2 separate regions of the Homo sapiens genome follow, and region 2 is linked to region 1. A link is an interaction called in ENCODE POLR2A ChIA-PET data of the cell type or tissue named here. Cell type or tissue: PC-9. All regions are shown on one strand.

Region 1 (2,500 bases):
TTTCATCTTACTCTATGGATTTGCCTCGAATTCTTTCTTGAGTGAGATCCAAGAACCCTCTCTTGGGGTCTGGATTGGGACCCCTTTCCAGGAACAAGGAGACTAAAAATAAACATCTTGTGAAGGAAAAATAAATCTCAGGATCCCAAGATCACTAAGCCAAAGGGAAAAGTCAAGCTGGGAACTGCATCAGGCAAACCTGCCTCCCATTTTATTCCTAAATAAGATAGTTACAAAGATAAAAAAGCCACATACCTCCTTCATGATTTGACCACTACGAAATTCCTTGTGAGCCTCAAGATCTTTACCCTAAAAGGGTTCTGTTGAGTTTTACCCTGACAATGTAAATTGATAGCTTATCCTCACAGGTAGGACGAAGGACAGAACTCTAAGTCATCGCTCTGCTCACCTGAGACAAATGCATATCTGATTGCTTCCTCTGATGTAAAAATGCAGATTTACTGAGCTAGACTCTTTTTCTACCCCCACCCTCATCATGTGTAAATTTTGTATTCGGTGAAAGGCTGCTCAAAAATCAAAAGTACACAACTGTTTGTCTCTTATTTATCCACACCTTTAAGAATTTTCTTCCTCTTTCCCCAATAGCTGCCCTTTCCCCTTTAAATATGGAAGCCCTCAAGGTCATCTTCAGAGAAAGGCACAGAGCTGCCTCCCAGGCACACATCCTTAACCATGGCAAAGAAAACTTTCTAAATTTATTGAGACCTGTCTCAGATATTTTTGGTTTACAATCTTAAATAAGTAACTTGTATAATGTATTAGAAGGTGATAAGTACTACGGAGAAAATCAAGCAAAGATGTAGTAGCCAACCTCCAAGATGGCCCCCAGTTCCTCACCTCCTGGAAACACACCTTGTATTTCTTCCCACATTTAATGGAGCTGGCCTGTGAGAACAATAGGATCTGGCAGAAGTAATGGTGTATGACTTCCAAGGCTAGATTATAAAAGATATTGCAGCTTCTGCCTAGCTGTCTTAGATTGTTTGTTCTGGGGAAAGCCAGCTGCCATGTCATGAGGCACACTCAAGCATTCTTGGGAGAGGTCTGTGTGGGGAGAACTGAGGCCTTCTGCCAACAGCCATGTGAATAAGCCATCTTGGAAGCCAATCCTCTATCCTGGCTGACATGTGACTATAACCTGATAGGAGATCCTGAGCCAGAACCATTCAGCTAAAGCACTCCCTAATTCCTAACCCACAGAAACTGTGCAAGATAATAAATGTCTGTTGTTATTTAAGCTATTAAGTTTGAGGGTAATATGTTATACAGCAATAGTTAATGAATACAAAAGGGACCAGGAGTGACAACGAGGTGAGGTGGGGGGTGAAATTTTAAATTGGATGATCAGAGTGGTCCTCACTTAAAAGGTGACATGAGCAGAGATTTAATAGCGGTCTGGGAGCTAGGCATGCCCATATCCGGGGGAAAGCATCCCAGGCAAAGGAAAAAGCCAGTGCAAAGCCCTGAGGAGACAGCCTGCCCAGATTTGAGGAACAGTAAGGACAGTGTGCTGGAGTGAAGAAAGGAGGGAGAAAAGTCAGAGATGAGTCTGAAAAGGTCAAGAGGGGAAGGACAGTGGCCGATCATGAGAAATGGCTATTGGATTGAGCTCCATAGAAGTCACTGTTGACCTTGACAAAAGTAGTTTCAGTGAAATGAAGGAGATGAACGCCTGCTTGGAGTGGGTTTACAACATAATGGAAAAAAGGAATTGAAGGCAGCCACTCTTTCAAGGAGTTTTGCTGTAAAGAAAAGAGAAATCAGATGCAGCTACAGAAGAAAGTGGGGTCAAGAAAAGATTTATTTTTCAGATGGGAGAAATAATAGCATGTGGGCAAGCTAATGAGAACGATGCAGTGATGATAGATGATAAAGAGACAAAGATAAGGAAAATTGCTAAGCAATATCCTTGAGTAGGTGAAAGGGGATGGGATTGAAGACAGAGGCAGAAGAGTCAGACTTAAAGAGGAGACAGAGGGTTCATCTGTGTTAGAAGCAGAAAGGCAAGAGTATATGGGACAGATATTGTAGGAGAGTAGATGTAGCGGTAGGAGGCTATGGCAGTTCTTGTCTGATTATTTATCTTTGCTTATTGGAGGAAGTCAAAGATTTTCCTGGCAATATACTGATAGAAACTGTGCATAAAATGAACCTCTAGCCAGTACATAAGAAAGACAGAAAATAAAAGTCCCAGGAGAGGAAAAACGTACCTCAGCATAGCCTGTTGTTTAGAAAAAATGGCATGGCACACAGGAGGGAATCTATAGAACTAGAATAAGAGAATTATGAATTTGACCAGAACACTGGTAATTCTCTTGCCAGACCTAAGGATTTTTATCAGTTCTTTAGCATGTCTACTTTATATCCTTTATAATTTGTGTATGCATTTATGTGTGACTTAGCCATATGGTAAAGATATAAAATTCTAACTCCAGAATATGGGCTCAATTATTCTTAATTAATTCAGCCATCTTCATAA
Region 2 (2,500 bases), 440 kb before region 1:
ATTGTGACATTTTACCTTTCTCTGACTTTATGCCAAATTTACTTCAACTTCTAGCATCTATCGTTCTCATTTAGGAACAAATATGTATTTCACAAATGTGGAAATACAACCATGAGCCAAACAAAACCAAATCCTGGACTTACGGAGCTGATGGTAGATTCCCCAACATAACCACTTGATTACAGTTTTATGCAATGTGATGGGAGTAAGGGACCACCGTAGGGAGGTCAGAAGTTGCCTCTCAGAGGTGGAGACTACAGCTGTCGTCAGAAGGATGAGGGTTGGAAGAATCTTCAGGCACAGAGCAAAGCATGAGCAAAAGCTCTGTGGAGTCCAGGAAGCTGAGTAAATAGGGAATAAAAGAGGCCAGTTTGGCTGAAGCAGAGAGAGCAGGATGGAATTGGTCTGACCTGTAAGAAGACATGGAGAGGTGGGCAAAGCGCCTGGCCATTCAGGGCTTGGTTAGTTAGGAGGTTTTGTCTAAGAGAACGGGAAGGTGTTTAAGTGGTTTGGGCTGGGAAGTGACAGGGTCACATTACATTTTGAAAAAGCCACTCTGCCTGTTGTGTTGAGATTAGAGAGGCGATAAAGGGGATATGGGTAAACCACAAGGAGACTAGGTCAGTAGTCCCTCCACCCCCACTCCCCAGGTGAAGGTAGCCTAGACTAGGGTGGTGATGGAGGAGGTAGAAGAGGACAGATTCAAGGAAAATTTGGAAGGTAAAAACCAGTAGGATTTGCTGATGGACGGAATATAGGAGGGGAAAGGTAGATTATCAGGGATGTATCTTAGTTTTCTTATAGAAGATGTATTTAGTTGCAATGCAATTGTTAATTGAAATTGACTTTAAATAATGGCACGACTTAAAATTATGCAAACATTTGCCTTAGATAAAATTTCAAGTTTTCAAAGTTTTTAGCTGGGTAGATGGCATGGCTTTACTTCATATTTCTTGGTATTTCCTAATCTTGTTAAAAAAAAAGTTTTTCTTTTTCTCAAAGGCTTATTTCAGTGGAAGCCCATCTGCGAAATCTGTTATAAATTTAAATTAGAAAATAAATACAAGTGCCATTGACACGTTGGTTATTGTTTTTGCGAGTGACCTAAGGCCACCTCTCGCGGGAGCTGGGGGCTGCCTTCCGACTCCTGTGCGTCTGCGCCGCGGGCCGAGCCCGGAAGTCAGACTATGGGGCGGTGCGGCAGCGCGAAGCCTGCAGTCCTAAACGCGGGGTAGCTCCGGGCTTCCGAGGGGGTGTGTCTCCCGCCTCTTTAACCTGGCAGGGGCGGTTCAAGTGGCCGGGGAAATCAGCGAATTGCAGGGTCAAGGGCTGGTGCTTTGAAAGAGAGGCGGAGGGGAGAGAGGGATTTTCCCGTCCCCGCTGCGCTCTGTCCTCCATTACTCCTTTTCTCGGCCCGCGGCCCGAACCCGCTGTGCGGTAGAGGCAGCCGGGTCCCTTTAAGGCCCAGCTGCGCCTGTGCCTTGGGCTCTCCTGACACGGCCCATCCGGACCCTGAGGAGCCAGCGGGCCGCAAGCAAGTTGCTGGGCGGCGGTGGAGATAGCGGCGGTGCTGGGAGGGGTAGGTGAGGGTCGCGAGGCTGCCTGAGCTTCTGAGTGAGCCTGGTGATTTTGGGAACGCGGGACGGGCGACCTGCGGCGCCAGGAGCGGGGCCGAGGTACGGCGGCACGGCTGCAGCCTGGATGGGAAGTTCAAGTTTACTGCGAAGTCCACCCAGCGTTCCGGAGGTGAGGGCGCCGCGCCAGGCCGGGCGGGAGGTGAGTCTGGGACCTGCGGGCTCACAGCTGGGCTGAGGCGCGGCGGGCTGGGCCGCCGCAAGTTTTGTTAGGCGAGCGGGGCGGTTGCGCCGGGCACTGCCGGGCTCCGCAGGGCTCCGCCGGGGCCTAAGTTCCCTGCGCTTGATTCCTCGCCTGCCGCTGCAGCCCGCAGCCCTCCTCTCGTGGGCGCTGGGGAAGAAACTCCCTGGCAGGTGTTCTGTGGCATCCCAGGGGGTGGAGGGACGGAGCAGCTTCGGGGGCACGTCTTCGGAAGTCCTGTGGAGCACACTGACTTCGCACCCCACCCTCGAGGCCGTTCTTTCTGGGAACTTGAGGGGCAAGAGCGCTCGCGCCCCTGACTTGCAAAGTTGGGGTCTTTATTGGCCTCCGGGATTCTGCTCCTGGCGGTGTCTCCAGGCTGGTGATGGGCAAGCCAGGTGTGCCAGGTCCAGGATGCATGTGAGGAGCGTTTGTAGCGATCACTGAATCATCTCATGACTAGCGGGGCAAGCCTCCAATTAACCACAGGATTTCTGGTAGGTTGGACTGTGGTGTTGGTGTTTGCAGTCCAAAGAGTTGCTGTGATTTTTCTGTGCCTGTCTGTCTTTCTTTGAGGCTTCTTAGATCATCTCATTTGGCGTCCTTTCACCCAAGAGTTAACCAAGCGAGGAATGGTTTCCTCGCTTTCCTCCTACCTTTTGCTGGTGGAGCTGCTTTCGAAAAG

What was found. ChIA-PET counts read pairs that join two places held together with the same protein. Peaks named below come from ENCODE experiments on the same cell type or tissue, not always from the same donor. Only the 100,000 strongest peaks of a DNase experiment are listed, where the experiment ranks them.
Region 2: POLR2A ChIA-PET joins it to region 1 with 6 read pairs; 1 of 35 experiments calls an interaction of 5 or more read pairs at or near these places.

What each region holds. Positions count from the first base shown.
Region 1 is chr1:147,713,816-147,716,315 of GRCh38, reverse strand. The region is part of intron 2 of LOC105371230 (a long non-coding RNA gene); the gene reads left to right. The region is part of intron 1 of LOC102723321 (a long non-coding RNA gene); the gene reads right to left. Among named protein-coding and RNA genes, the nearest start is that of ACP6, 45 kb to the right of the region's middle. In PC-9, no CTCF peak of the experiment used is centred here; no DNase peak of the experiment used is centred here; H3K27ac peaks cover 1,297 bases.
Region 2 is chr1:148,150,996-148,153,495 of GRCh38, reverse strand. It overlaps NBPF11 (NBPF member 11), which reads left to right and starts at 1,215. Exons shown (of 24, transcript NM_001385469.3): 1 at 1,215-1,746. RefSeq lists enhancers at 1,295-1,404, 1,425-1,624. In PC-9, no CTCF peak of the experiment used is centred here; a DNase peak (open chromatin) is centred at 1,215; H3K4me3 peaks cover 1,719 bases; H3K27ac peaks cover 805 bases.